Linked DNA regions of Homo sapiens: all the other regions are linked to region 3. Evidence: chromatin loops called from intact Hi-C (ENCODE). Cell type or tissue: heart right ventricle. All regions are shown on one strand. Each heading gives the region's core, and the rest is flanking DNA. Links, peaks and the distances in the headings are about the cores only. Region 1 has its middle 49 kb from the start of ROCR. Region 2 overlaps LINC01152 (long intergenic non-protein coding RNA 1152). Region 3 overlaps SOX9-AS1 (SOX9 antisense RNA 1).

The links. Peaks named below come from ENCODE experiments on the same cell type or tissue, not always from the same donor. Only the 100,000 strongest peaks of a DNase experiment are listed, where the experiment ranks them.
Region 1: it touches region 3 in a loop (2.2-fold over the local background); 21 of 110 quality-filtered maps call a loop at or near these places.
Region 2: it touches region 3 in a loop (9-fold over the local background); 7 of 110 quality-filtered maps call a loop at or near these places.

What each region holds. Positions count from the first base shown.
Region 1 is chr17:71,971,568-71,981,666 of GRCh38, reverse strand. No RefSeq gene overlaps it. Among named protein-coding and RNA genes, the nearest start is that of ROCR, 49 kb to the left of the region's middle. In heart right ventricle, for the core only: no CTCF peak of the experiment used is centred there; DNase peaks (open chromatin) are centred at 5,446 and 6,126; H3K4me3 peaks cover 1,235 bases; H3K27ac peaks cover 1,893 bases.
Region 2 is chr17:72,030,670-72,040,768 of GRCh38, reverse strand. LINC01152 (long intergenic non-protein coding RNA 1152) reads right to left here. Exons shown (of 3, transcript NR_110132.1): 1 at 9,918-10,099; 2 at 3,638-3,724; 3 at 1-2,254. It overlaps LOC102723517 (a long non-coding RNA gene), which reads left to right. Exons shown (of 3, transcript NR_110877.1): 2 at 3,406-3,479; 3 at 6,431-6,662. Among named protein-coding and RNA genes, the nearest start is that of LINC01152, 5.1 kb to the right of the region's middle. In heart right ventricle, for the core only: no CTCF peak of the experiment used is centred there; no DNase peak of the experiment used is centred there.
Region 3 is chr17:72,098,852-72,108,950 of GRCh38, reverse strand. The region is part of intron 2 of SOX9-AS1 (SOX9 antisense RNA 1); the gene reads left to right. Among named protein-coding and RNA genes, the nearest start is that of SOX9-AS1, 12 kb to the left of the region's middle. RefSeq lists enhancers at 1-2,661, 3,594-4,852 and a cis regulatory region at 4,122-4,124. In heart right ventricle, for the core only: no CTCF peak of the experiment used is centred there; a DNase peak (open chromatin) is centred at 4,626.

The DNA.
Region 1 (10,099 bases), core at 1,242-9,241, 130 kb after region 3:
TGATAGAGAACATATGGGCCACAAAGTCTAAAATATTTACTATCTGGCCCTTTACGGAGAAACTCTGCTAATTCATCTTTCCATGAAAAGCATTATAAAATAATTAAAAGGCAAACAGCAAACTCAGAAACAAAACAAAACACTTGAGACAAATATGGCAAGGGGAAGAATGATATCCTTAAGTATCAAAAAGGTCCTTCCAAATTTATTGAAAAAACTCTGAGTTGGAAATAGGCAGAGGGTATGAATAGACATTTCACTGGAGAAAGCACAAAGGTATCAACATATGAACATATAGAAGTTTAGCTTCACTAGTTAGCAAAGAACAGCAAAATAAACCAGAATAATGTAACAGTGTTTGGAGTCAGGGTGTCTTGATTTGAACAGCGTCATATACTGTTGGTGGGGAGTGTTCATGTAAAACAATTTGTCAATACACATTAGAACCTTAAAAAGAACAAAAGGTTATACCTTTTGATCTAGAAATAGCACTTCTAAGAAGCTATCTTGAACAACTATTTAGAGATACAAATATGTAAAGGTGAGAATATTCTCTGAAATGATACCTCTAGATTCACCTCTTATTAGCTAAGGTGACTGTATAAGTTACCAAACCTTGCTAAGCCTCACTTACCTCATTTTGTAAAATGGGAATTAAAAATTCACCCAGTCATAGGAGTGTTATGTAGATTCAACATGTTGACATGTGCAAATTTTTAGGAAGAAGATCTTTGGCAAATAGTAGTAAGGTATCAAGAACTATCAACTATTTTACAACAGTGAAATAATAGGGAAATAGTGAAATAAATTCCTCTCGTCTAATTTCAGGTTAGTGCCCATGCCATTTTACAGAGGAGAAACCAAGGCCTAGAGAAAGTGCTGCAGATGGTTGAACAGAACCAGACCCTGAACCAAGCTCATGGCAGTGACCCTAAAGAGCTTACAACACTAAGTCCTCTGTCTCCCCTCTCTTTTTCCTACCTCTGGTGGTTGTGGGAGAATTCAGAGAATACCTCATTAGAAAGAATGAAGTTCCTGTTCTAGGGACATAGGCACCAAAGAGTCATCTCTACTTCCAGTGACAAGGTTTAGGGGACAAGGGAAAACAACAGAAGGGAAGGCCTGCTGAGAACCTGGCCCAGAGATCTGGGTTTCTGTCTCCCAAGCCAAGAAACCAGTTACCAGATGGGAATGGCATTCCATCATCCCAGCCTTGGGTCAAATTTGAGACCCAGGAGCCTACAGGCAACTGTCTTTGGGACATGCTTCCCTGATTAAACCATCATGGCATCCTTCTGTTCCTATAAGTGTGGAGAGAAGGAATGTGTCATGGGGACTTGGTGAATGAATCTTTTTATAGCATGACATTGGATGTGAGAATTTGAATTCCTGAAGACTTAACAACTTTTTAGTAAACACATATCTTCAATCAAGAGCCTCCTAAATGCCACCCATGTGACATGGAGGAAACAGTCTCAAGGAACTGCAAAGAGCTGCACTGTGTGTAGGCAGAGGGTAGGAACAGTTTGTATCACTGCTGAGGACAGAATAAAAGCAAGTGGGTGGCCAGGTATAGTGGCTCACGCCTGTAATCCCTGCACTTTGGGAGACCAAGGTGGGTGGATCACCTGAGGTCAGGAGTTTGAGACCAGCCTGGCCAACATGATGAAACCCAACCTTGGCTCTACTAAAAATACAAAAAATTAGCCGGCCGTGGTGGCACACGCCTGTAATCCCAGCTACTCAGGAGGCTGAGGCAGGAGAATTGCTTGAACCCGGGAGGCGGAGGTTGCAGTGAGCTGAGATCACGGCACTGCACCCCAGCCTGGGTGACAAGAGTGAAACTCCGTCTGGAAAAAAAAAAGAAAAATGCAAATGGACTCGAGGGGTCAGAAGGCAAGGTGGGCCAATAGGAGCTGTAGAACCTGTATGATCCACTGTCGTTTTTTTTTTTTTTTTTTTTTTTTTTTTTTTTTTTGAGACAGTCTGGCTCTGTCACCCAGGCTAGAGTGCAGTAGCGCCATCTTGGCTCACTAAAACCTCTGCCTCCAGGGTTCAAGCAATTTTCCTGCCTCAGCCTTCCGAGTAGCTGGGATTACAGGTGCCCACCACTACACCAGGTAACTTTTGTATTTTTAGTAGAGATAGGGTTTCGCCATGTTGGCCAGGCTGGTCTTGAACTCCTGACATCTGGTGATCCGCCTGCCTCAGCCTCCCTAAGTGTTGGGATTACAGGCGTGAGCCTGTAAAAAATAAACCTATTTTTAAAACATAATAGTTCCTGCCATTTTGGGAACTATTTAGGGTCCCTTTTAAAGGCAGAGGGCTAGATCCTTCATCCCAGTGAAGGATCAGGACCAATATGGGTAATATACCTTAATTTTATATAGAAGAGAAGGAATGAAACAAGGAAGTTAGTATTTATTGATTGTCTGTAATGTGCTAGTCACTTTTCAGTCATTTTCTCATTACATCTTCCAAGCCACACAATGAATGTACTAGTATTATCTCCTCTTTGCAAAGGAGCCAGATGGGGCTCAAGAAGGCTAAGGAGTCCCACAACCAGGGAGAGGTAGAGAAGGGAAATGGACCACAGGGCTTTGAACTCTTAAGTTATGCTGAGAACAAGGACCACTCCCTTATATGCTCATCAGTATGATTATGTTATAAAATTGAATATTTTCTTAAGGGGAAAAATTAAGCAAGAAAGCATCTTCCTGCTTATAGTTTACCTGCCAAGCACCAAGTACCTTTCCATAATTCTGACTTACAGGTGCTTGTATGGCTTTCCAGGCAAAGAGCCTGGAGTTTGTATAACCTTATGACCACCTCTGCTGAGGGTTTCCTATGAGTTTCACAGATGGGGTCATGATCACCTTCAGCCTCTATTGACTGCCAAAGTTAGCATCATATCAGGATGACTACCTGTCCTCTGTCCACAGGTAGGGAGAGAAGATGTCTTGACATCAGGAGTTCATGGAGGTGCAGTCAAACTTGCTGTTTGATGTCCGTGGTCCTGACTTTCTCGAAGAGCTCTGGGCTTTGTGGTTTCTTTTACAGGTTGTGACTTGTTGAAGCTGCATTTTGCCAACAAATGCGAGCCATGAGGTGTCTTGTGCAGCACAGCTGTTACCCTGTCTATGTGCTCTACAGCCGGGCCCCTGAACCTGGTGTTGACCTCAGTGGCAAACCACTGTTAAAAACAATGGAGGCAGGCAGTGAGGAGGCAGCGAGGAGACAGATTCACTAATGCTGATTGTCCCTGGCATAGGAATATCCTGTAAGTGGCTTCAGAGAATTAGCTAGACTGGGAAATTCTCAAAGCCCTCATAGCCATCTTGTTTTGTAACTCATGTGTACAGGCAATTATCCATACATATGCTTGTGGGTGACCAGTGGGAATTCAGCCAGGGTTATCCAGACTGAAATTTATCCTTCTATATTAGTTTCAAATAGATGCTGTAACAGATGAACACAAAGTTAATGGCCTAAAACAACCTGAATGTATTATCTTACAGTTCTGGAAGTCAGAACTGAAATGGGTCTCCGTGAGCTGAAATCAAGATATTGGCAGGGCTGTGTTTCTTTCTGGATTCCCTGGGAAGAATTCATTTCCTTGCCTTTTCAACTTCTAGAGGCTGCCTGCGTTCCTTAGCTGCTGGCCCCTTCTCCATCTTCAAAGCCAACAATGGTGGGCCAAGTCCTTCTCATGCTACCATCTCCCTGGCTTCTAAAGCAGGCAATATTAGAACATGGATCAACTAGCATGCTCTTTTAAGTTTTATCTCTACCCAAAGTATTAAGAAAAAAGGAAGAAAAATATACATCCTTTGATGCACCAATATTTACCCAGTCTGGTACAGCTGCTGCAGTCCTCTGTTAGTTACTCTAAGTCCTAAAGTTCTTTTTCTGCCAGGAACTACATATTTGGCTACAAAAAGGCAAGTTACTTAACTGCAAACCACACAGTTTATTCATCTTTATAATGGGCATAACCCCTCTGGTCCTGTTCTCTCTGACCATTGGAATGGTAAATGAGATAATGAAAAAGGGCCTTAAAAAGCATGTTGTTTAATCAAGCATTTTCTGTGACCTCACTAAGATAGTCAGAAGCGAGGTCTGTGTCTGCTCTCACATGCTATGCAACACTCCTAATACACCCCACTTATTTTATTTTATTTTATTTTATATTTTTTGAGATGGAGTCTCGCTCTGTCGCCCAGGCTGGAGTGCAGTGGTGCGATCTCGGTTCACTGCAAGCTCCACCTTCCAGATTCACGCCATTCTCCTGCCTCAGCCTTCCGAGTAGCTGGGACTACAGGCACCCGCTGCCATGCCCAGCTAATTTTTTGTATTTTTAGTGGAGATAGGGTTTCACCATGTTAGCCAGGATGGTCTCGATCTCCTGACCTCGTGATCTGCCTGCCTCTGCCTCCCAAAGTGCTGGGATTACAGGCGTGAGCCACCGCGCCTGGCCACACTCCACTTATTTCTTACCAAGCTTATAGGTTGCTTTGTTAGATTTCTTTTTTTACTATACATATTTGATTTACATATTTAATTTATAGCAATGCTGCATAGTAAGGAGGCTATCAATTGCCACTCAGTGAATATTTAATGAATAAAAAATGAACAAAGGAAAGCAAAAAGAAGAGAAGGGAGGAAGTAGAATGTGGAAAGTTGTACACTCTCTCCTCATTGCTCTGGCAGAGGAAGCTCCATTTCCATTCTCCTTGGGAGATCTTGAACTTTATCTCCAATCTGGACCCTTCCTATTAGAAAGAAGGGGACAGTCTTGAGGGAACCATGTGTACCACCAAAGGTAGGTCATGGGGGTCAGAGGGCCACCCCCAATGCCCAGCCCCACTTGGTACAGAGGAAAACACATACCTTATGGCCTTTGTTTAAAAAAAAAAGAAAAAAAAAAAGCCCTGGTTTCTGGGAATTAGTTCATCAATAAGGCACTAAGTTATTTCAGGCTCACTTACCAAATGCCTCTCCATTGTTCAGTAGTAACTAGCACGTGCATAGTAGGTCCAGAAAATAACATTTGGCGTTTTGATGAAGGAATGAGTGCAGGAATGATGTGTTGCTAGACAGCCCAAAGAAACACCAAGAAAACACCAAAGCAAATTTAAATAGTATAGCACGATCATTTTTTGATGATGGATGGCCTCAGTACTTTAGGCCATTCAGCAGCGTTACCCTGGGATTTTGCTCTAACCCTGTTCTCCTGGCCTTGCTACCAGGGCTCATGGGGGTAAATCTGGTCAGTCTCCAAAAGAAGGAGCTGATCATGCAGATTAGGCGCGTCGTGGGACCTGCCTGCTGGCCAGAGCCACTCGGCTTCTGAAACCTTCGTGAATCAGGAAACCAGCGCTCGGCACCCTCTGCAACTGCCCTTCTGGGCTCCCTTCCATTGCTCCTCCCAGCCTCTCCCTGGAACTGGGCAGCGCTGCTTCTGGCCAGGAAAAAGGAACCTCCTCTGAGTCAGAGCTGAGTGAGTAGCAGTTGCTTCACCCCCAGCCCCCAGGGCTTGGAGAGAGACCTGCTTTGTCCGCATGAAACTGCAGGCTTGGGCCAGCGCAATAGTTTGATGTGAATAAGCAAAAAGAAAAACGACCAAAAAAAAAAAAAAAAAAAAAAAAAAAAAACAAAAAACAAACACACACACACACACACACACACACACCAACCAAAAAGCCCCCCATGTTTCTTCAGATTAGATTTAATTGAAAACAACCATCCACCCCAACCACTTTTCGTATGTTGAGCAGCTTCTCCAGTTGTGGAGTCCAGGGTCTGAGTCTGAGTCAGAGAAGGGAGCAGAGGTTGTCCCCCACCAAATCCAGAAGTGGGGGGCTGCAATGCAAGAGCTCAGGACTATAAGTCTGTAAAACGCTGTGGGCCCCTGCACAGCCAGCCCTGTCAGTCTCCCTGCATCCTCCACTGAAACGAAAGGAAATAGAGAGCCGAGCCAAGCAGAGGTATAGGGGAGCCAGGAAGCCAAGGAGGGAGGCCAGCGGCTCTCCTGCCTCAGCAGACACCCGCAGGCTGAGCGAGAGAGCTTCCCTTCCAAACACTGCAAAGAGTCTCCGAGGAGGAAAAGGATCTTGCAGAAGAGCCAGGAAGCCAGGATTGAAACTGTTGCCGGCATTGGCAGGGCCCGGGCTGGAACTGTCTGCTCTCCTATCCTCTGGCTCAGTGGGAATCCCATCGCCTCTCTGACATCATGGATGAAAATCAGCCCTGGCTTTCATGTGTTGGGACCGCCCCACCCAGCTCAGTCCGGCCAGCTGGACCCTCCCAAAACGGGTTCTCTTTTGTCAGCTGCCTTTTATAGAACTATAAAACTAAAAGTTCAAGTACGAAGCCCTTACATCAGTCATCAAAAAAGGCAGACTTCGCCTCCCAGACTCCTTCTGCCTCTTTCCCTGCATTGTGGCTTCCTGCTCTCCGGCAGAGCTGCTAGGCTGCTGGCTTCCATTTCTCAGCCTCGTAAAGATCCTATAACACCAAATGGGGCATTAACCTGCCTAGGAGGGGGTTCTGGATCTGTGCTTTGGAATTAGGGGAAAGGGAAGAGAAGGGGGGATCTTACGCTGCAACTATGTGGGGGAAAGGAAAGATACTTCTGTAATAAAGTGAAATGGCATAGAGTTGGAAACGGGAAAAGAGACAACACAGGACCACAGTCGATGAGGCAGAGTGAGACTTCCGCCAAATAACTGTGACCTTTGAAATTTCAAACTGCCTCTCTAGGCATTTGAATCTCTTGGCCAAAGCATAAGTGAGTAGGGTGGTGGAACACCAGATGATCCTATGCTCAGCAGAGTTTAAAAGGGAGGGAGTATTAAACATGTTGGAGCTTGAGAAGAAGAGTGGAATTCTCACCTCCTCAGCTCAAGACCTGGGCCGTAGTGGGCACTAGATTAATCATGGCTGCAGAAAGAAGTGAATGGCTGACCTCAATCAGTTTCAATGCCTTAACAAAAGATTGGACTAAGATTATTGATAAAGGTCTTAGTGATTCTTGGATCAATGAGATGACTTCTACGGTTTAGGAAGCTCCATGTACACTCTAAACACATAAGAAAAGTCAAAGCCAAATGGAACTCACCCAGCAGTCCAAAATGGTGGCTGGGTCAACAATGCTGCACCTATGGGATCATCGTGTTCCCTGGCTTTACCTTTGAAGCGTGTGGTCTAGCTGCAGCTTAAAGGATTAATGTGAAGTGCAAGGAAATGTGTGTAAGTTAAACCATTCTTTGCTCAAATTAGATCAGTTATCTTGACCTGATAGACTTTTTTTAAAAGGTCTAATACACGGGACCTTTCTTCTCTTGGCTTGAGATATGAATGTGCATGTTGAGCAGCAACATTCCTGTGGGTCTCTCAGATTCTATCGGGCTGTTATATAACTGGCATTATAAGATTGGAAAGGATCTTAAAGATAAGACCTGGGTCAAAGTCTTATTTATGAATGAGGTCGAGGGAGGTTAAATGACTTATGCATTGTATGTGCTTACATTTATTCATCCAATCAAAGATGATTATTCCTATTGCTCCTTTTGTTGCTATTTAGCACCTGTGCACACCAGGCATTAGTCGGTGCATTGGGAGTCAGTGCTGAACAAAGGGGGTAGGAGACAATAGTTTTTGTGGACCTTATAATTGGAGAAACTAACATTAAGCAGATGAACAAGTGTGAAAATAATACCTTTTTGGAAAATGATGAAAACAGTGAAGGAGGTGGCAGTACATTAGGCGTGATGGCCAGGGAAGGCTTTTCTAAGCAGGTGGCCTCCAAGATGAGCTCTCTGTGATGAGAGAGAGCCAGCCATGAGAAGCTCCGAGACAGAATATTCCAGGCAAAGGGATGACAAGTGCACAGGCCTTGAGGCTGGGACAGCCTAGGTACAGATCGAGCATCCCTTATCTGAATTGCTTGGGACCAGAAGTGTTTTGGATCTCAGATTGTTTTCAGATTTTTGGGCTATTTGCATACATATAATGAGATCTTGGAAATGAGAACCAAACCTATACACAAAATATATTTATGTTTTATATACACCTAGCCTGAAGGTAATTTTGTAAAATATTTTAAAATGTTGTGCATAAAACAAATTTTGCATTAAGTACTTAGGTGTGGAAGTTTCCACTCGTGGCCTCATGTCAGTGCTCAAAAAGTTTTGGATGTTGACGCGTTTTGGATTTTGGAAAGATTAGGGCTGCCCAATCTGTAGTTTTCTGAGGCAGAGATAGACAAGTGGAGCTGCAGTATAGTGAGTAGAGGGAACGGGGAGAAGAACAGTGTAAGTTCCTCTGCCCTACCACCACACACTTTCTGCAAATAAGGCCTGCAGACGTCTGTTCATCCTGGAATTAATGTATCCTTTCTGAGCCCACTGATCCCCTTTTATAATACCATTCATCATACCCTACAAGCTCTTGCAGAAAGCATCCTGAGAAAAAGGGTGTTGCCTACCCAAAAAACCATCGAGACGCATCCCGTTATGTATTACATTGCAGTTGACCCTCTAAAGTCTAAGCCTACAGAAATGTCTCTGGTCACTCAGACCTTGTTATGGGCTTAATTGTGTCCCCCACAAGATATATGTTAAAGTCCTGACCCCTAACACCTCAGAATGTAACCTTATTTGGAAATAGAGTCTCTATAGATGGCTGTGGTCTGAATGTCTGTGTTCCTCGAAAATTCATACGTTGAGACCCGATAGCCAATGTGATCATATTAGGAGATAGTCTTTTAGGAGGTGTCTAGGTTAGGAAGGTGGAGCCCTTATGAATGAAATTTGAGCTCGTATAAAAGGAACCCAGTGGAACTCACTTTCCCTTTCCACCATGTGGGAATACAATTAGAAGGTGTCCTCTATGAGGAAGAGGGCCCTCACCAGGCACCAAACCTGCCTGAGCCTTGATCTTAAACTTCACGTCCACTAGAACTGTAAGAAATAAGCTTCTGTGGTTTATATGCCATTCTGTTTATAGTATTTTTATTCTAGCAGTTTGCATGGACTAAGACACAAATTTAACCAAGTTAAGATGAGGTCATGAGGGTGAGCCTAGTCTAATATGACCAGTGTCCTTATAAAAAGTTTAGACACAGACATGTCCAAGGAGAACTGTGTGAAAAGACACAGGTAAAACACCCTATGAAAACTGGGGTAATGCTGCCACAACCCAAGGAACATCCAGGGTCATCAGAAGCTGGAAGAGGCAAGGAAGTTTCCCCTATAGGTTTTATGTATTTATTTTTTTTGAAACAGTCTCATTTTCCACCCAGGCTGGGGTGCAGTGGCACGATCTTGGCTCACTGCAACCTCTGTCTCCCAGGTTCAAGTGATTCTTATGCCTCAGCCTCCCAAGTAGCTGGGATTACAGATGTGTACCACTACACCCAACTAATTTTTGTATTTGTAGTAGAGATGGGTTTTCACCATGTTGGCCAGTCTGGTCTCAAACTCCTGACCTCAGGTGATCTGCCCTCCTCAGCCTCCCGAAGTGCTGGGATTACAGGCATGAGCCACTGCCCCGGACCCCCATAGGTTTTTGAGGGAGTACAGTGCTGCTGACACCTGGATTGCAGAATTTTGGCCTCCAGAGCTGCAAGACATTAAATATCTGTTGTCCTAAGCCACAGAGATTTTGGTACTCTGTTAGAACAGCCCTAGGAAATAGAGACCTTTATCATCTTCTAGCTCTGTCTATCCCCTAATCTAGTAATCCTCCTGTATTAGTCGGTTTTCACACTGCTGATAAAGACATACCCGAGACTGGGCAATTTACAAAAGAAAGAGGCTTAATTGGATTTACAGTCCCATGTGTCTGGGGAAGCCTCACAATCATGGCGGAAGGCAAGGAGGAGCAAGTCCCATCTTACATGGATGGTAGCAGGCAGAGGGAGAATGAGGAAGATGCAAATGCGGAAACCCCTGATAAAACCATCAGATCTTGTGAGACTTATTCACTACCACGAGAACAGTATGGGGGAAACTGCCCCCATGATTCAATTATATCCCATCGGGCCCCTCCCACAACACATGGGGAATTATGGGAGTACAATTCAAGAAGAGATTTG
Region 2 (10,099 bases), core at 1,451-9,450, 69 kb after region 3:
ATGCCCATGGAAAAGTCTGTAGCGTTTTGCAAACTGTGAGGCTGAGGAATAGACCTAGTTCCTGCAGCAGATCAAAATGGTAGCCCCTTTTCTTTCCATGAAAAGAATTTCTACGGAGACAGTAGGTTTCCCATTGGATTGTTGTCAGATGAATTGACCTTATCTCTTTTCAACCCTTACTCTCAGAAAGATGCAGAAATGCAGCAACTATTGCAGGGATTCCGTGAGACCAAGGACCTGTCTCCATAGCAGGGTGATGTTGCCTTTAGTAATAATTATAATGATAAAAATATCATCTGATGTTTATGGAACAATGCCAAGTACTAGAACAGTGGTTCTCAACCAGGGGCAGTTTTAGCCTCCCAGGGGACACTTGGAAATGTCTGGAGACATATTTGATGGTGATGATGGAGAAGATGGTGGTCCGTGGGGGGGGTGCTAACATCTGATGGATAGAAGCTGAGGATGTTGCTAAACATCCTGTAATGCACGAGACAGTGTCCCTAACCTCCAACAAAGAATGATCCCTCACAAAATGAAAAGAGTGTTACAGTTGAGCAACCTTTCAGTAGACTGAGGCTTTTACACATATTTAGCCTTCAAAATAACCCTATAAGACACACAGTTATTGTCCCCACTTTACAGATGAGCATATTTAAGCTTGAAGGAACTAGCTCCAATTGTTTTGACCTTTGAATGCTCTCAGGTTTCTTTGTTAAGATCTATTTGGTTCTATGGCCATAGCAGAACATTTAGGTTTGTTCAGTGGCTGGGAATTGGTTCCCTCAAATGTCACCATGGAAGTTATTCAGCTTAAGCTGACCCAGTCCCTCTCCCATTCTGCTGACTAACAGCTGGTGGCTGGAGCTGCGGGGAGAAGATATTATATAATGTCTACAAAAGTAACGAAAAGTTGATTTAACTGCTAAGATAAGCAACCAGCAAGATAGAATTTACACTGATTTAAAAATATGTTTGCTGAGCATAATATCTAGACTGCCCCCCACACCCTCTGTTCTTTATTCCTGACTTCTGATAGTGCTGTGGCATGTGCTGTTGAGAAATCAGAGGTCTCAATGCCATGAGAATCAGACAAGAGGCAATCTCCACACTGCAACCATACACAGAATTAGGTCATTGAATTCCAAGAGTATTGGGTCCTTTGGAAGACAAACTCTGTTATTCTTTTTTTTTTTTTTTCCTTTTTGATAAATGCCTACCTCCTTTTAAAAATATTTCCGACAGGAAAATCAGACTTTTTCTTTTGAATCATTTCTCTGCATCTGGGTTGGATGTTGACTACTTCTTCTCTTTCCTCTGCTCTTTTTCTATCCTTTTCGCTATTTTTTTCAACCTTTTTCACAGTTGTTTCTATTTCCTTCTTCTCCCCTCTCCTTATAATAGCTCCCACTGTGCACCAGGCAAATCAGTATGGTTGGGTCAATAAGGGCAAAGACCTCTTTAGAGTGGTGGGGAGGCACCAACTTTGAAGTCTTTGGTAAATGAATAAAAACCCCCTGAAAGTTTTTGAAACCTAAGCTGGGTACAACAGGGTACAAATAGAAATAATTTTTCCCCTCACAATTTTCAAAAACTTTCTATCCTAACCAGCTATCTGCCTTGTCCTACTGCTCATGCACATTTAAATGTTATTATCACTTCAACTAACTGATTTCAATGAAACTCAAAATACATGTTAATTTAACAAACATTGATTAATCATGTTTTATGGGTCAGGTTGTATATTATGGGCTGTGAGAGGTAGCAGGATGAATATGTTGTAACCTCTGCCTTGTAGGAACTTTACACTTTGGTGGGGAAAATGAGTAAATAGACATCCAGTTGTCACTATAGGTTGAAGTATTCATTATCAATTGCTGTAGAACAAATCACCCCAAAAACTTTGTGGCTTAAGATAACACACATTTATCATCACACAGTTTCTGCAAGTCAGGAATCCAGATATGGTTTTACTTAGTCTTCTCATTTCAAGGTTTCTCATAAGCCTGCAATCAAGGTGTTAGTATAATATCTGTGGTCTTATCTGAAACCTCAACTAGAGAAAGGTTCACTTCTAACCTAACCCATATGATTGTTGGGAGTATTCAGTTACTTGACAATTGTTGGAAGGAAGGTCTCAGTTTCTCACCAGCCATTGACTGGAGGCCACCCTCATTTCCTTGCCACATGGGCCTCTCCAACACTGCAGCTTGCTTCTTCAAAGCATACAAGCTGAGAAGGCAATTGAGAGAGGCTGTGAACAAAACAAAAGTTACAGCTTTGTGTGAACTAATTTTGGAAATGACAGCTCATCACTTGTGTGTATTCAATGGATTAGAAGAAAACCACTAAGTCCAGCTCACATTGAAGAAGAGAGTATTCCATCAGGGCTTGAATACCAGGAGGGGAGATGATTAGGAGCTGTCTCAGAACTGCCTACCTATAAGGTTTAAGAGATTGTTAAACAGAGGCTCAAAAAGCTGTCGTTTGCTAGGCGCACTGGCTCATGCCTGTAATCCCAGGACTTTGGGAGGCCGACGTGGGCAGATCACGAGGTCAAGAGATCGAGACCATCCTGGTCAACATGGTGAAACCCTGTCTCTACTAAAAATACAAAAATTAGCTGGGCATGATGGTGTGTGCCCGTAGTCCCAGCAACTCAGGACGCTGAGGCAGGAGAATCTCTTGAACCCAGGAGGCGGAGGTTGCAGTGAGCCAAGTTCGTGCCATTGTATTCTAGCCTGGCAACAGAGTGAGACTCCATCTAAAAAATAAATAAGTAAATAAAAAGAAGCTGTGATTGCGTGAAAGCAGGGAGTGATAAAGAAATCTTATTTTTAAAAGGAGATTGTTTTACTCTGCTGATACTAGACTTCTCTAGAAGGTTTGCATCTACCCAGTGATTTGTGGAATAATCCCAGACCTCCAGAATTTGCGATTGGAGTGTTGGTGGCTAACTACTTAAGGTATTATATCTCTAGTCATGATGAAACATGAAGCCGCAACAGTGTCCCCAAAGCCACATTTATGGTTGTTCTATTCAGGCTTTGTCTCAAGGAATTTTTTGTAATCAAAAAGTCATTCAGTTGTTTATAGTTGTTATTACAGTTGACCCTTAAACAATGCAGGGACTAGGGGCCCCAACACCCCATGCAGTCAAAAATTGGCATGTAACTTTTGACCCCCCAAAAACTTAACTACTAATAGGCTACTGTCTTATTGGTAACAGAAACAGTTGATTATACAAGTTTTGTACATTATATGTATTATACACTGTATTCTTACAATAGACTTGAGAAATGTTATTAAGAAAATCATAAAGAAGAGAAAATATATTTATTATTCATTAAGTGGAAGCAGAACATCATTAATGGTCTTCATCCTTATTGTCTTCACATTGAGTAGGCTGAGGAGGAAGAGGAAGAGGAGGGGTTGGTCTTGCTGTCTCAAGAGTAGCAGAAGCAGAAGAAAATCCAAGTGTAAGTGGACCTGCACAGGTCAACCTATCTTTCTTGTTCAAGGGTAAATTGTACATTTATATGCATTTTTTGTATCAGTTAATGCTAGATAGTTAAACTCAAGGATGAATTACCTTTGAGGGATTAGATAATAAAGCTCAAAAATTAGTAAGATTTACCTTTGAGGGCTTCTCCTCTGTCAAGACCAGGAGTTGAACTATGTCCTTTGGGTTAAATCTGTCCCCATCTCATCTGTTTTTGAATGGCTAATGAGATTAAAAAAAAAAAAAGATAGTTTTTATGTTTTTTAACGTTTGGAAAACAAATAAAAAATATTTTATGACATGAAAACGATATGAAATTTAAATTGCAGTGCATATAAAGTGTTACTGGAATGGAGCCATGCCCATTTGTTTCCATATTGTCCCCTGTAGACTGAATGTCTGTGTCCTCCCAGAATTCTTATCTTCAAATCTAATCCCCACTGCGATGGTATTTGGAGGTAGGGCCTTTGGGAGGTGATTAGGTGATATTGTTTTGCTGTGTCTCCATCCAAATCTTATCTTGAATTCCCATGTGTTGTGGGAGGGACCTGGTGGGAGGTAATTGAATCATGGGGGCAGGTCTTTCCCGTGCTGTTCTCGTGATAGTGAGTAAGTCTCATGCGAGACGATGGTTTTAAAAATGGGAGTTTCCCTGCACAAGCTCTCCCTCTTTACCTGCTGCTGCCCATGTAAGATGTAACTTGCTTCTCCTTGCCTTCTGCCATGATTGTGAGGCTTCCCCAGCTACGTGAACCTGTAAGTCCATTAAACTTCTTTCTTTTGTAGATTGCCCAGTCTCAGGTATGTCTTTATCAGCAGCATGAAAATGGACAATACATTAGGTCTTGAGGCAGGAGCCCTCATGCAGGGGATTAGTACCCTTATAAAAATAGATCCCAGAGGGGTCCCTTTTCCCTTATGCCATGTGAGGACACAGAGAGAAGACACCACCTACAAACCAGGAAGTAGGCTCTCGCCAGATGCGTAATCCACTGGAGTCTTGACCTTAGACTTCTCAGCTTCCAGAACTGTGAGAAATAAATGTCTGTTGTATATAAGCCACTCAGGTCACAGTATTGTTTAATAGCAGCCCAAACAGACTAAGACATCATCTATGGTTGCTTTTGCAAAAACAGCAGACATGAGTAGTTGCCACAGAGACCATATGACCTACAAAGCCTAAAAATCTTTACTATCTGGCACTTTTAAGAGAACATTTGCCCCCTTTGGTCTAGAGGAAGATGGACACTCAAACAAATGATTATTGCACTGTGGTAAGTGGTGTACTGGCCTTACAGACAAAAGACATCAAGGAGCACAGAGCAGGAGTCTGCAAACTTTGTGGAGCTCTCCTTGAGGATAAGTAGGAGTTTTCCCAAAATGGGAGGAGAAAAGACAGAAAAATTGATCTCAAGAGTTTGACCCACTTACGCCTAGTGTTCCATTATTGGAATGCTAAGCATGTGGGAGTTATTTATATCCTACTGCTCAAGATCATCACCAAGATCTGATTGCAAAAATTGCAACCTCAGGCATAAATGGGTCAAGGTGGTAATCACATACTCCTTAGAGAGTGAGCTACTCCCTGAAATTGCTGGCAAAACCCTGTGTTTATGTACATATGTGTGCTTTTCCCACCTTAGGGATAGAGTTTATCTCTTTCAACAGGTTTTCAACAGCTTAAAAACCACTACCATGGGCGGACATGGCAGCCCATGCAAAGTCACAAAGGTGTAATGTAGAGAACAGCACACTCATGGGGTCAACAGTGAGATCAATGAGAACACAGAACAGATTTCTATGGAGGACAGTGGGAAATGAAGCTAAATAAATGTCACCCAACATCAGAGGGAGCACCCAGGACGGGGGGTGGGGCAGAGGTCTGAGGCTGATTCAATACAGCATAAAGGACTAATTAGTACAAGTATAGTGAACAACATCAAGTTAAACAGATGTGGACTTTGCTCTCAGGTGGCTACTCCATCAAATGCAGTTGGTGGACAGGCAAGAAGAACCCAGTTAGCCTGCAGAGAGGCTGTGGGTTGGCAGTTCATTGTGTTAAGAATAGAAGGGCTGACCAGATGGTCAACTCTTTTTTTTAATCTTTGCTTTTTAAAAATTGATCCAAATATTTGTACTTATTTATGGGGTAGCTATTATATTTCGTTACATGCATAGACTGTGTAATGGTCACATCGGAGTATTTGAAGTGTCCATAACCATTAGTCTTTATCATTTCTATGTGTGGAACATCTCAGGTCCTCTCTTCTAGGTATTTTGAAATACACAATACCTTGTTAACTATAGCAAATAACCAGCTCTTTAATCATTCCTTGGTCAAATCTCCATTTCATATACCCCTCCAAACCAAAACAACATTGACTAAATCTGCCTCTGGCCCTGTGAAAGGCCAGCCAAACAGCAAGAGGCCAGCACAAGACATAGCTTCCTCTTCTAGAGCTGAGAATTCACTTTTGATTGTACTGTGGGGCACATAGAACAACATCGAACTCCCAGGTGATGGGAGGGAGAGTTCCTAGGACTAGGGAAACAGGGCCTATGGATGTGAGGTGTGTGAGGAGGTGGGGTGGGGAGGTAATGGTTTTCACTGGATTCCTTTTTATATTTTATTTAGATTAAGTTCTGCTCAGCAGGGTGATTTCTTAATTAGAGCTGCCCAGCCAAGCAGACCTCCAGCTCAAACCCCTGTGCTGCCTTCTAAGGTTTCATGAGGGACCTTGTCCTGCCTTATTTCCTGAGTTCTAATATTTGAATAGTATGCAGTGGATTTCAATGGGAGGAAAAGACATGTAATTTAATCATTGTTATTAGATTTTGCCTGTGGATGGGGAGAGGAGGGGGAAGCAGGAGGGACATGGGTCCTTTCTTTGTTAATTTTCTTTTTCTTTTTCTCTACCTTTCTTCCAGTGGTCAAAGGAAGAGGAGGATCAATGGCCTTTTTTCCTCCCCCCAACCTTTTTTTTTTTTTTTTTTTTTAAACAAAGAAGCAAAGTGAGAACATTAAGCCCGAAAGAGAACTGTGTTCATTGCAGGACTTTTTGAGGTCTGGTTAAGCCATTTATATAAAGAAATTACACAGTTCCTCTTTGGTAACCTCAATCCTGAAAGTTAGTGTGACAGGCCTACAGCTTTTTGTTCTCTTCATCACTCCAGAAGTTGCAGACTGCGCTCAGCAAGACCTCACAACATGGAGGAAAATTAAAGAGATAAGTGGTCCATGGAGTATCCCCTTACCCCACCATAAATTGGCATAATTTTGTGCACAATCCAGGGAGAAGAAAAAGAAGACCAGAAGCTTGCAAACCATTCGAGAGAAGGAAGGGAGCTTTGTCATGTTGCCATCTGAGGCAAGTATACTTGGGATGGGACAGGCAAGCTGAATAGGAATGAAAAAGAGCACTTGGTCAACAAACACACAAATCTATTAAGGTTTTTCAAGAAAGAGAGACAAAATTCAGCATGGTTCACCAAAAAGAAAAAGAAAAGAAAAAAATTATGTCCAGAACTCTCCCAATTGTCCTGCTAAATACACACACACACACACACACACACACACACACCAGCCTATAATCCCCCCTACCCCGCCCCCCACCTCATGCCCCTATCCTGTTGATCTTTCCTCACTTAAAAATTATCAGAAAAGAATTTATTCATTTGGGAGGATTCCAGGCACTACATTTATGTTGCGTTCAGATGAAATGGGATCCAGACTTTTCAAACCGTACTGTTTTACAGATAAAACACAAAGGCAGAACTTCATTATCTGGAGACACTGCCCTTTCTTTTTTCTCCTGCCTTTTGTTTCTGAGCAATTTTAAGCTTGTTTGGAAAGTATCATAACAGGGGCAGAGCGTTTTTTACCACATCTATTTCAGGAGGGTTTTTAATACAGAATAATAAAATTATTGCTAAACAGATGGAAGAGTTTTACTAAAGCTGGAAAAGACACTTTTGCTAATACACCCTATAGGCTGATCTCAATTCTCTCATTGTTAAGAATGCTTGGTCTAAGAGAGTCTTATTTATGTGCCAAATGGCTTTATTAAATCATTATATTAACACAGAAAAAGTCCTATTACAATGGCTGTCTCTGTATGATCAAAACTTGTCCGTGATCCTGCTGATAGCCTATTTATTCTGAAATTTAAAAAGGTAACATTCCAGTACAGCCTAATGTTTGGCCAAGTTTTACAAAATTCATTATAATATGGCTGGAAGGGTTACTATGTCCTAGCCAGGGAAGGCCTAAGTTTTATCAGGGCAGTAGTCCCCTGACAAAAAGAAAACTGTGAAAAAGAGACCTCTCATCCACTCATAGAAATTAATCCCTGGCAACATTGTAATGATTTCACCTGTAGAAATACAATGGGTCTGTGATTTCTACTTTGATTAATAAAAAAGCAAACAAAAACAAAAACGCAGGGTAATCTCAGTGCTTTGGGAGGCTGAGGCAGGAGGAACACTTGAGGCCACAAGTTTGAGACCAGCCTGGGCAACATAGCAAGACCCTGTCAATACAAAAAAATTAAAAACTTAGTTAGGCATGGTAGCTTGTGCCTGTAATTTCAGCCACTCAGGAGGCTGAGGTGGGAGGATTGCTTGAACTTGAGAGTTTGAGGCTACAGTGAGCTATGATCATGCCACTGCACTCCAGCCTGGGTGACAGAGCAAGACTCTGACCCCGACCTACAGCCCCCCGCCGACCAAAAAGAATCCCAGTGGCAAATTCAAAGGCAAATTAATTGCACTGGTGAACCAGGACTATGGCATGTGAAAAGAGTTTAAAAAGCCAGGAGAAGCAAAGTTTGTTGTATACTGGATTTTGAAACCGAATAAACACAGACGCACACACAATTTTTGAATGTAAAATTAATACATGTTGATTGTAGAGAAAAAAAATCACTCCTAAGCCTACCACTGAGAAAGCATATGTGTTTTGGCTGCCCAAGATTGATTTCTGCCTTCATGTGGAAGTAAGCTTTAAAGGCTCTGTGTTAGGGCATAGTCTAGAAACATGGGGCCCAAGGGCACCGGGAAAACTTACAAAGGGAAGAGATGGAACTGGGAGGGTTCAAGCTACCAGTTCCATCTCTCCATGTTTTAGAGAATTGGGGCACTAAGTCAGCCAGGTAAGGTCAGGTCAGAGGAGGGCCCGGATGAAGCATGAGATGCAGAGGGACAGTGCGTGAATGGAGACCTTGGGTAGCACCAACGTGTAGCGGCAGAGGTGGGGTGGATGTGGCTGATGTCAGGGAGAGAATGGGGAGCATGCACAGGGCTCAGTCTTATACATACATTGAAAATCCTTTAGCCTTTCAAAGATTATTAACCCAAATCACCTTTCTTGCTTACTCCAGATGCCTCAGCCTCTGATATAATTGCTAAGTATCTGCCGTGTTAAAAATAAACATTTGAGAATCAAGGGTGATTTTTCTCTTTTCTTTTGAATTGTAATTGCGATGTACTCATGGCCTGCCATGACGTGAGGTCTGGCTTAGATTAGCCCCTGGCTGAGAGACCCATGCTAATTTAGTGCCTGCAATTATGCCTGCCTCTAATCGTGTTCTGCTCTTTGTAGGATGTACCCTTTGCAATAGAAGCAACGGTTATGCTGGGTCATCTATACTTTCTTGCCCCAGGCCGCTTGTGACACACATTGGTGAGACAACTGGCCAGGATTAGGGGTATGATCTGTGACCCTGAAACAGAGTGAAATTGATTGGCAATGAGGGATGAGGGGGGTGATCCTATTAAAATTATAAGCACCGTAAGTATTCTAATATCTGACCCCTCACTGTAATGGATGTGCACCTACCTCCCAGCCATAAAAATGCTTCCAATAAAAGAATCAAAAACGAAAACATGCAGAAAAACTTTTATGTATGAGTGCATTTGTCTGAGGTGTCATCCAGCTGTAGCTTCAGAGTAGGGGTGCACATGTCAATTGAGAATGATCAGCCTTTGCTTTCTGTCTGCAGAGGCTGGCAAAGGGGAAACAAGCTGCATAGTTTAGTGCTGGCAAAATAAACCACTATGCAGTTATAAACAAGAGTGGGTGGGTGAGTTGAAAGATGGGTGGATGGGTGAGTGGGTTGGTCCCCTTCCTGATGTATAAAAACAGAACTCCTAGGTTTGGGGTTCATGTTACAATTGGACTCCAGGAAAACAGACTATACATTCAAAATCTAAACCAGTTTTAAAGTATAAATTAAAAAGTATTTTCCCTCTAGCACATTTAGATATTATTGTTTACTAAGAGAAAGAAGAACAGGCTACATGCCGTCTTCGATAGCTCCCTCATGCTCCTAGATCCACAAATGATACCAGGGAAGCCACTGCTTGCCTCTGTGCCTTTGGGGAGGCGGAGGTTGTAGGGGGAAGTCTGAAAGCTCACCATCACGGAGCTCCAACTCCTTCTTCCTGGGATGCGGCACTTGCCTGTGAAGCCACAGGAGGCTGGAGGGGTAGAGGCTGGGGGCAGGAAGAGGAGGAAGTGAGGAAGGGGGCGATGCCCGGGAGGGCTCTGGGAGAGTAACCAATTCCTTCACTGGGGGCAGGCGGGAGTCTCCAGGGTCA
Region 3 (10,099 bases), core at 671-8,670:
GATATTCTCGTGCCTCAGTCTCCCAAATAGCTGGGACTGCAGGCACGCGCCACCATGCCTGGCTAATTTGTGTGTGTGTGTGTGTGTGTGTGTGTGTGTGTGTGTGTGTGTATATATATATATATATATTTTTTTTTTTTGTAGAGATGGAGCTTCACCATGTTGGCCAGGCTGCTCTCGAATTCCTGACCTCAGGTGATCCACCTGTCTTGGCCTCCCAAAGTGCTGGGATTACAGGTGTGGGCCACTGTGCCCTGCCTGCTGAGAACTGCTGAATCTCCGTAGTTGTCTTGCATTTTGCATAGGGCATAGCAGGTGTGGTACCCAAGTGGTTTCTTCTGTTATCTGCATCTCCATTGCTTCAAGCTGTTTGCCCTTGTGTTCATTCTCCCCACCTGCCCAGAGTTCCCAATTGTCCCCTAATGCTGAAGGAACATGTACAGGAAGGGCACATTCTTTTTGGGGGAAATTGAGGTTAGAACTGTCTGGTTCAAGCCAGGTCTGAATGATAACACATTTCCTTGGTACAGCAAACACTGGTGCTGAAAACTTGCTCATGCAGAACAGGTGGGAAGAGGGTTGCTATATGCTCCTTTAAGGAAAAAAGAGAGCAAAACACAGAGGGGGTGGTTATGACTTGCAGAAAACCATGACGTAGATAGGGTTAGGGTTCCCTGAGTATTTTGGTGTCCTTTCCATTGTTCTTTAACTGTTTTCTCCATGAAACAGCCAGATTCCAATTCAATTGGGGTTAGTCTTTTAATTTTTGGCAATTATTCCTGTATAATTGGTTAGAGAATGGAATGGATGGGGTGAGGGCATTGCTAAGTATTGACTCCAGTGAATATAGACAGAATGAGGACAGGGGACTTCATGAAAATGACAAAGATCAGTCAGTTCAAGAATATATTTTATTGACTTTCCCTGAGCTCAGGCCCCTCTCCAGGGAGCTAGGAAGGCTGAGGGGAGTGGGAGGGCAAGAACAATGAAAAATTTAAATGTTAAAACTCCTGCCTTGGGAAGCGTCCAGTGTGTTCTAACAATGACAGCGTGCTCTTTAAACAAGCAGTGCACATTCATTCCACAAACATTTCTTGAACGGCTAGGAGAGGCCTGGCTGCGTGCTATCCGACTACCCAAATTTACCAACCCAAGGGCAACTTCATTCTTAATTCAGCATGTCAGGCAGTGGTGCTTTTCTAGCTAAAGCCCTTGTCTGTGTAGCCCTTTGCAAAGAAATGCCACTTTTGGGACCTGATTAGGAAAAGAGAAAGCAACACATTCATGCCACATAGCTGGACATTCGCGGATGCCTTCCCTGTTTCTGACACTTGGTCATAGCTGTGTTCTAAGTCTGTGGTCACAAAGGTTTCCATGGATAATTTAAAGTGCTTTGTGTGTCGGAAACTGTGAATAAAAAGGTAAGGGGGGAAAGGCTAAGCAGCAAGCTCACCCAAACCCTAAACCTCAGACTCTTGGAAAGAATCAGCTGCATAAAACAGTCCCAAACTGCAAACATGCCGTCAGCCAGGACGACGAAGGAGACGTTTCCAGAGACTGGTGGTTCTGCAGTCTCTGGAGGCCTTGGCTGCACACAAGTCCACACTGAGGAGTGGAGATCCTTTTTAAGTTTCGGAAAGCAAAGCACTTTCTCCCTGAAGCACCTCTTACTTTGCTCCCTTCTGATGGTCCTGGTCTTCTCTCCAGGGTGCTCCTGGCTGACCCCAGGGCTCACACAAGCCTCCCCCTTGACAGCTGCCACCTCTCCTGCCAGCTCTTATCTGGGAGAGCAGGAATCCTACCTTTCAGATTCCCCACAGTTTCTGAAAGAAGGTATTGTTATTTTCTCCATACTGCCCAGGTTAGGAACAAAGGCAGATTCTGGATCTTCTTTAAGCAGGATAGAATGGAATTGGCATTCCTTTAAAATGGCTTGTTATTACAGCTGATTTCTGCTAACAATTACCTGACAATATAGAAAGAGGATCTGACTCCTTTAGGGTGTTGTTGAGTTTTGCTTTTCTCATTTTCTTTTTTGTGGAGCGTTAAAAAAATTCGTGTGTAGTTGGAGTTTAGATTTAGACAGGTCTAGTATATTTACATCAGTGATGTGTAAATCCTACTAGGTAAATTATTATTTTATAAAAATGTGTGTGTGTGCTTCCCAGAGAAGAGAAAATGGGATATTTTATTTCCTTTGATAGTCAAGTTGTCTCTTGAGAACAGAATTTTGTAGGAAAAAGGATGAGTTGCTGACTTTTGAAAACGTGTCTATGAAGAGTATGAGACGGTTTGTTTCACAAGTGGGCTCTGTACTTTTTATTATTTGATTTGAGCAAATGCTTTGCACAAAACTGATACTCAACAGATATTTGTTGAAAAGAATTGTGCCTGCTTTGCTTGATATGCTGAAGTAGAAGGAAGTCCCTGCTCTATGCTGGAATGGGAGATTGGAGGGTTGAAGACTGTCCTGCAACAAAGACTGGGCAGATGGGTAGGGCATCTGGTTAAACCTAAAAGCCAATTTTTGTCAATACAGTACAACCTCCATAGATCTTTCAGGGAGTAATTCCAAATCAGGAGTGCCTTAGACCAAAAATGTGACCTCTGTGTTTCTATAACTATGTTAATGTGACCTGTAAAACAGTTCACTTCTCAACAAGTCAGCTTCCTCATATTTAAAATGAGAAGTTGTCTTGAGTTTCTAAAGATGTTTAGGCTGCATTGTCTTGGGCCTGCTCAGGATTTTGACCTCTGAGATAAAAGCTGGATTTAAAAAGCCAATCCAAGCCAAACACCTGGCATTATTAGCATTGTTATTCCATCAGATCTGTTTGTTTGATAAAGAAGCTGGGGGTGGAATTGGTGGTGCCTTAAATACCCTAGCTTGGTGCAGAGGTAAGATACTCTGTCTGGGCACGGTGGCTCATGCCTGTAATCCCAGCACTTCGAGAAGCCAAGGCAGGCAGGTCGTGAGGTCAAGAGATCGAGACCATCCTGGCCAACATGGTGAAACCCCGTCTCTACTAAAATTACAAAAATTAGCTGGGCGTGGTGGCACGCGCCTGTAGTCCCAACTACTCGAGAGGCTGAGGCAGGAGAATCACTTGAACCCGGGACGCAGAGGTTGCAGTGAGCCAAGATCATGCCACTGCACTCCAGCCTGGGCCACAGGGTGAGACTCCGCCTCAAAAAAAAAAAAAAAAAAAAAAAGATTCTCCTTAAATATCATTGCAGCCTGACAGCCTGACATACGTCGGGAGCTCAGTAGACAATCAAACAAAAATTCCCTGAATACCAGAAGATTTGGCTGTTTGGGGTTGAGTGGAAGCTGCCTTGGGAGTTAAGATGGGCTGTAGCTTTTCAGAGGCAATTTGTCAGGAGGACTCATGTCCACATCATATTCTTCGTAATGTGTGCCTCATACCAAATACGTACAATCCCTCCAACCCCCGCCATTTTTTTAAGAGACAGAGTCTCACTATGTTGCCCAGGCTGGCCTAATATTCCTGGGTCAAGCGATCCTCCTGCCTTAGCTACCCAAGTAGCTGGGACTACAGGCACACGAGACACCAGCTACCAGAATCTCTTTTTGATGAGGATGGATTTATGGCAGATAGATAGGTTTTTGTTTGTTTCAAACAAAACTAGATGTCACCTTCCCCTTTCACCCTTTGTTCTCACCTTCTTGTCTCCCTCTTGCAGGCCCCACACATTGATTTTAATTTTCAACACTTAGCACCTGACTTAGTGATCTAAGATCACTGACTCAGAAAACAGGAAAGGTCAGTCTGCCTAACACCTCACCCAGCGTCCTGGGATTAGCATCCAAAACAAACAGATCAGAGATGGGATGCAGACTCCCAAGAGATGATTCCCACATGTGAGAAAGCCCAGGAGAAGCGGATGGCGGATGGCGTTTCTCAAGCTCGCTGACGTCACTCAAGTTCATGATCCAAGGCTTCACCCTACTGGGGTTGGGGGGTTGGGTTCTACTGGAAGAGTGAAGCTGGTGGATTAAGAAAAGTGGTGGTAGGGAGAGGGAGGGAAAGGAGTTCTTTCTGCTAGTCAAAGGAGAAACCAAATAAAATGAATGAAGTCCAAGAAAAATACAACTCTATTGTTTTGGGGGCATAAGAGGCTGGCTTGGAGGCTTCATTGAGTAATTCGAGTCACACCCTTTCTCTGTGGGCCTGAAGGAATGTTGGCTGTTTCTCTGCAGCCCAGGTGGGAGGTGGGTAGACAGGTCTATGGAGATGAGAATTTCTTGGAGCTGTTAACTCTCTGAACATCCCCACGGCCTTGCAAGCTGGGAGGCTGGGACACAAAGAAGCAGGAATGCAGTGCTGAATCAAGGCCAAGGAGCAGCGGCCATGGGAGGGGACGGCGGGAAGAGAAAAAGGCGGAAGAAACCTAGAAAACAGGGAAGGAAGTGACCCTGTTCTTTTTCTCCTCTTCTGAACAGGGGCTTCTCTGTCCTCAAGAGCCCCTTGGCTCCCTTTCATTAAGCCATAGGGCGGATACCCAGGGAGAGGTGGCGTGTCTGGGTCGGGGTTGTGATGGGAAGCAGGAAGCACCAGTCATTTCACAAGAAGGCTTGACATTGGAGAGGGAGCCAGCAAAAACTGGCAGACCCCCAAGGTGGGGTAGGAAAGTCTGGCCTAGCGTGAAGAACACTTGGCTCCACAGAGTTCTGTGGGTTTGTTAAAAAACAGGGCAGTCCACAAAGTTGTGCTGCCAGCCCACCGAAAACATCCCTTTCTCTCCTCATCCTTGATTGTTTCTCTGCAATGACACATCTACCTCTGGTGGTGAACTTCCACAGCCCAAAGGAGGATTAATGTGACCAGATGTCTTGCCAGGATTGTCCGTCCCAATAGGAAGTCCTTAATTATAATTGTCAAGAATGTATGTGGGCTCCTGGTGGATCCTACTACCTTATCTCATCCCTCTTCGCCTTTCACCCTTTCTTCTCTTTAGATTTCAGCAAGAATCATATTTGTGTACGTATAGCTCTGGAATTGCCTGTAACTCTCCTTTGGGGAGAGTTTCACTGTTGGATCAGTCAGTATTCTGTTCCTTCTGTAGCTGTTTGTCCCTTTCCTGGACTGGGAATCTTTTTCCCAAACTCTAGCCTCAATACTCCCCAAATTCCAGCTTGTATTCTTTAACTATTAATGGTGAAGATGCAGGATATACCTCTTCGTTCTTATTCTGGATACACAATTTATCCGACTCATAAAGTGTCCTGTCTTGGTGTATCTGAAACTTCATCCCCGTGAGAAAGATGATGTTGTTAGGGAGCTTTCAATTTTTTTTTCCCCAAAACACTTGTTCTACAGTTGGATTTGTTTTGGTTCCAAGGTCTCTGGACTTAATGCTAATGGAAATTATTACTGATCTAATGCACAGTAGCACTCTGGATTCCGAACTCCTGGGCTCTCTCTTTCTTTTGACCAACTTGGTCTGCGACTTTAGAAAAGCTATGCCACGTTCTCTGTGCTTCAGTTCTACCTCTTGCTCGAAGAAAGTTCCTCATCAAGATTCAGTGTCTGCTCGCCCTTTCTTTGTCCTTTTCCAAGGCCAGGATACTTACTGTAAAGACCTTCGACAGGCTTCCTTGTGGGAGAGTTTGTTTAGAGTGAGTTTGGAGGAGCTTAGGATGAAGGAGGGGTTGGAGGCAGTCAAGAGCTTTTTGGGCTGAAAGATGGTAGTCCATTTGCTTTTAAGGAAACCATACCTCACCCTAGAGAAGAGCTAATCATCTATGGGGCACCAGCCCCAGAATCTTTAGGGTTTAGAATTTGTATGGCAACCACTGTGGAAAATATCTTTGAAGTGAACAGAAGAGGGATGAACCAGTCTGGAAATATTTTCACCATGCCAATAGCCATGTTTACAGTAGAGCATATGGACAGAGTTTAGAGTTGATATATTTCCATCACTTAAAAAAAAAGATGATCCATCCAATAAAGCTTTACCTTAGTGCTTGTGTCTGAATTCTGTTTATCTGATATGACGTAGAAGTACCTAATGACAGCACTTCAACATTTCCCATTATCACAACGATACCATGCAGTGTTCGGAATTAAAAATCAGAACTCAAAGCAGTGCTTTGCAGAAGAGGCTTTGCCAGCTACACAGAAGATTGCTGTCCAAATAAAGCCTTGGTTTAGGGGTGCTGCCATTAGTGCTAGGCCACTGATAACAAACTCAGATGCTAAAAGAATGGTGTGTAGAAGGCCAGGACAATGAGAAGTGCTTATTACAGTCTGTGTTCTGTATGACTGTGTGCTGATTGGGTGCCCTCTGCAAAAATGTTGCCACTATTGATAAGAATAATCCTTGAATTCTTTGTTGAAAAGCCACTATGAGTGAAGGCTTTGTGCTAAGTGTGTCATAAACACTCTGCGTGCTTCCTACAGCACCACAGGCAGTAGGCTTGGGTTTCCAGCCTGATTATCTACAATGGAGGATAACACTAGTGCCTCCCTTTGAGGTTACTATGAGGATTAGAGCCCCTGGGTGTCATGTGGAAGAGTTCCTGGCATCTAGTAAGTGCTCACTACAGGATAGTTGGATTGGCTGTCATGCCCACCACCATTTGAAGGCAAGCTCAAGCTCAGAGCAGTAAAGAAACACATCCAGAGTTTAGCTAGGAAGAACCCCGGTCTGTCTGTAACTGAAGCCTGGACTCTTCTCATCTCTGAAAGAAAACCGAGAGAAGCCCTGGATTACAACTTGAGCAGCCATGTGGGGCACTGACATCCCATGCCACATGTTTCCCACAACAGGTATCTTGAAAAATGTTACTTGGAGGAAAGGAGAAGAATTCAAGAGCCATTCACGAGAGAGTAATAACTTAAAAATAGATCTCAGGAGTGGTTCAGATTTTCTGGATATTTGAAAAATTGCATAATAAAATGTTGGCAGAAAAAAGTATGGTGTAATGGAAGCAAGAGAAGGCTAATTTAGAAGGCAAGAAGGCCTTTGCCCAGTGTTCCAAAGCTCAGCACTTTCTAAAAGAAAGAAGGAGCAGCAGTGGCCTGAAGCTGTGAGCCCCTGGCCTGGGGGGTGGCCACGGAGAGTTGCTTGGCTTGACTGGGAGGACATCTACCCTAGGTGGAAGATAGGTTCTAAGGAACAAAAAGCCACTTTTCTCGAAGCCTTGCTGATTTCCACATTACATAATGTAGAGTTATGTGTCTGCTGTGGGGTTGGCAGGAGCCTGAATGTGATATGTTGATAACACATGGAGTCTTGCATGCAAACTCTGTTTATACACTAGGCCCTCCCTCCAAGTCCAGGGGCGGGTAGCTGGCTGCACAGCCTCCATCAGAGTCTGGAAGAGTCAGTGTTTTATGGCCACTCATGTTTATTTTGCTGTCTAACTATGTTAGCCATTGTGAATTTGGTTAAAGCAAAGCACCGTAAAGAAAATGGAGAAAGCATTCTTTGATATAGAGGCGACTACATTTCCATACGTATCTTCCCTGTCAGATGACATCCCTGTCCAGAGAGAAGGGGCCACCCAGGGTCAGAAAGGAGACTGGGGACCTGTTTTGAACCTTTAGCTACTTTCCTAAAAATTATGCTCCGACGTGAGTGTCCATTTAGATATTCAACCAAGTTCTATGTCAAAGTTGGCTGTTGGCTGCTGAGAACGGAGAACTGGCATTCCATCTTTGAAGGGATGGCAGAGAGATGCATTTCACTTTGTCACTTCCAAGCCATCTGATCTGAGTGATCAGAAAAGAGATCAGCCCTTCTCAAGAAGACTTCACCATCCCAGCCAAGAGAGAGCTCAGGCCTCAGGTTGAGGCAGGTTCCCATGAAGCAGCCAAATGTTTGCAAAACAAGCACCGAGATGAGGAGGCTCAGTCTGCAGAGACATCTCAAGGTTGCGACAGTCTTGGAAGATGTTAGTGAGCTGATGGAAGAGCCCTGGGGAGCCAAGGCTGGGAGACAGCTGCCTGGGCAGAGCTGGGGTCCCTTCCAATCGCTGCCTGAAACGCAAGTGTGCTGAGCAAGGAAGGGCTAACTGGCTGCTGTAATTGTCTGGTGTTTATATTTGAAAAGGGATACTACACTTCCAGGATAATTCCCTCCAGCCTCCTCTAGGGCTAAGATTTCCAACTGGTCTAGAGTCCTGAAGAGAAATCAGGGGCTGATTACCTGGCCGACTGGGCTGCAATCACACCTTTCAATACTAATTATCTGCTCCTTGAGTTCAATGACATTGAGCGTCCAGGCTCTGGCTGGGGTGAACCTTGCTCATTGGTTTGCATCACTGGCTTAAGACAATGATTTGAATGGACAAAGTACCCGCACTGTGCCTTGATAAGCAGGAAATGAACGCTTGTTTGCAAATAAGATTGGGAAATGTGATCAGCTTTTTGTTCGGCATCTGTCTTTGGCTAACAAGCCTGATAATACTAATACAGAAATAATATGTTAGGAGACACCAGTGATGGAGCCTTTTTTATAACTACCCCCAACTTTCTGTACCTGAAACCATGGAAGGAGAAAAGGGGATGCCTTCTCCCCCGCCACCCCTGAAAGTATTCTAGTTTGAATTTTTTTTTTTTTTTGTGGAGGTTTGGAGAAACAGTTCCCAACTTGATACAAGATACCTTTACAGTGTTGCAGTGTTGGTATTTGTTCATATATGTGGCTTTTTCTAAATGCCCGCCTCTATTCCCAGCCATCTGTGATTCCCTCCCCCAAGAAAGCCCTCCTTCATTGAGTAGAATATAAATTTTACTCCTACTTGGATGCAACGTAATGGAGGTTCATTAGTCACATAAACAGCTTTGGTGCAGATTCATTCCAGTGGCATTTCTTGGTGACGAGAATGTATACTGAGTGTTTGGCAGCTCATGGAGGAGTTAGTTGTGGGCTGGGTGAAGAGAGAGAGATTATAAGCCAGTATCTGGCTTGGAACTGCTTGTGTTGGTGTCCAGCAAAATGTATTGTTTCTGGTGAAGGGACACTGGGGACAAGGAGTACATCTTCACGGTCTTTAATCTTTCAGGAATGTTACTTTCAAATCTTGACCCCTTGATCATAAATTACAGAAGCCCATTGTCATGGGTTGAATTGTGTTCCCCAAAAGATGTTGAAGACCTGACCTCCAGGACCTCATAATGGGACCTTACTTGGAAACAGGGTAATTGCAGATATAATTAGTTAAGATGAGGTCATACTCATCTTTGGGTATAGCTCAATTACCCCAGCCAGTAGGGTGGGCTTCTAATCCAATATGACTCATATCCTTATAAAAAGGGAGAATTTAGACACAGCCATATACAGAGGGAAGATGCTGTGATGAGATAGAAGAAACCCTATGAGAAGGTGGGAAATTGAAAGGAAGCATCTATAAGCCAAGGAATGACTGAGGCTCCCAGAAGCCAGGAGAGAGGCAGGGAACAGAACCTTCGGAGGGAACATGGCCCTGCTGATACCTTGATTTTAGACTTCTATCCTTCAGGACTCTGAGAAAATACATTTCTGTTATTTTAACCCCCTCCCCACCTACCCCCACCCCGTTTGTGGTCCCTTGTTATTGCAACCTTCGGAAACTAATATATCCAGCTTCCACAGACCCAGATAGTTTGGAAAGGAAGAGCAGTATCGGCTTACCTAACCCAAACAACACTCATGTTCTTTTGTTTGCCAGCTTGGGCACTGGGAAGTTCTCAGGATCCTTGGTTTGGTTACCACTGGGGTCTCAGCAGTCCCAGGCCTATCTTGGAGGTGGTGAAATGTCAGGGGACTAAACCAACTGCAAGCACACCCCTGGCCACATTACTAAAAGGGGTCAGGATGTAATTGAGACAGCTCTTTGGTATGATGGACTTGCACTTTGAATTCCTATTTCATCCTCTTAGCTTCTCTTCCTTCAACCTGGAAGGGCAGGAAAGAGAAAATGGCTTAGGTACCAGAGCTTAATTTATAGGCAAACATGGTCAAAGCCAGAGGCGGTTTTAATGGATTTTCTTACCACGCCGTCCAATCTCAGGGCCTTTTGTGATAGACTGGATTGTTCCCTTTAATACGCCTCCCATGCAACTTGCCCCAATATAGCTGGAACCTGGAA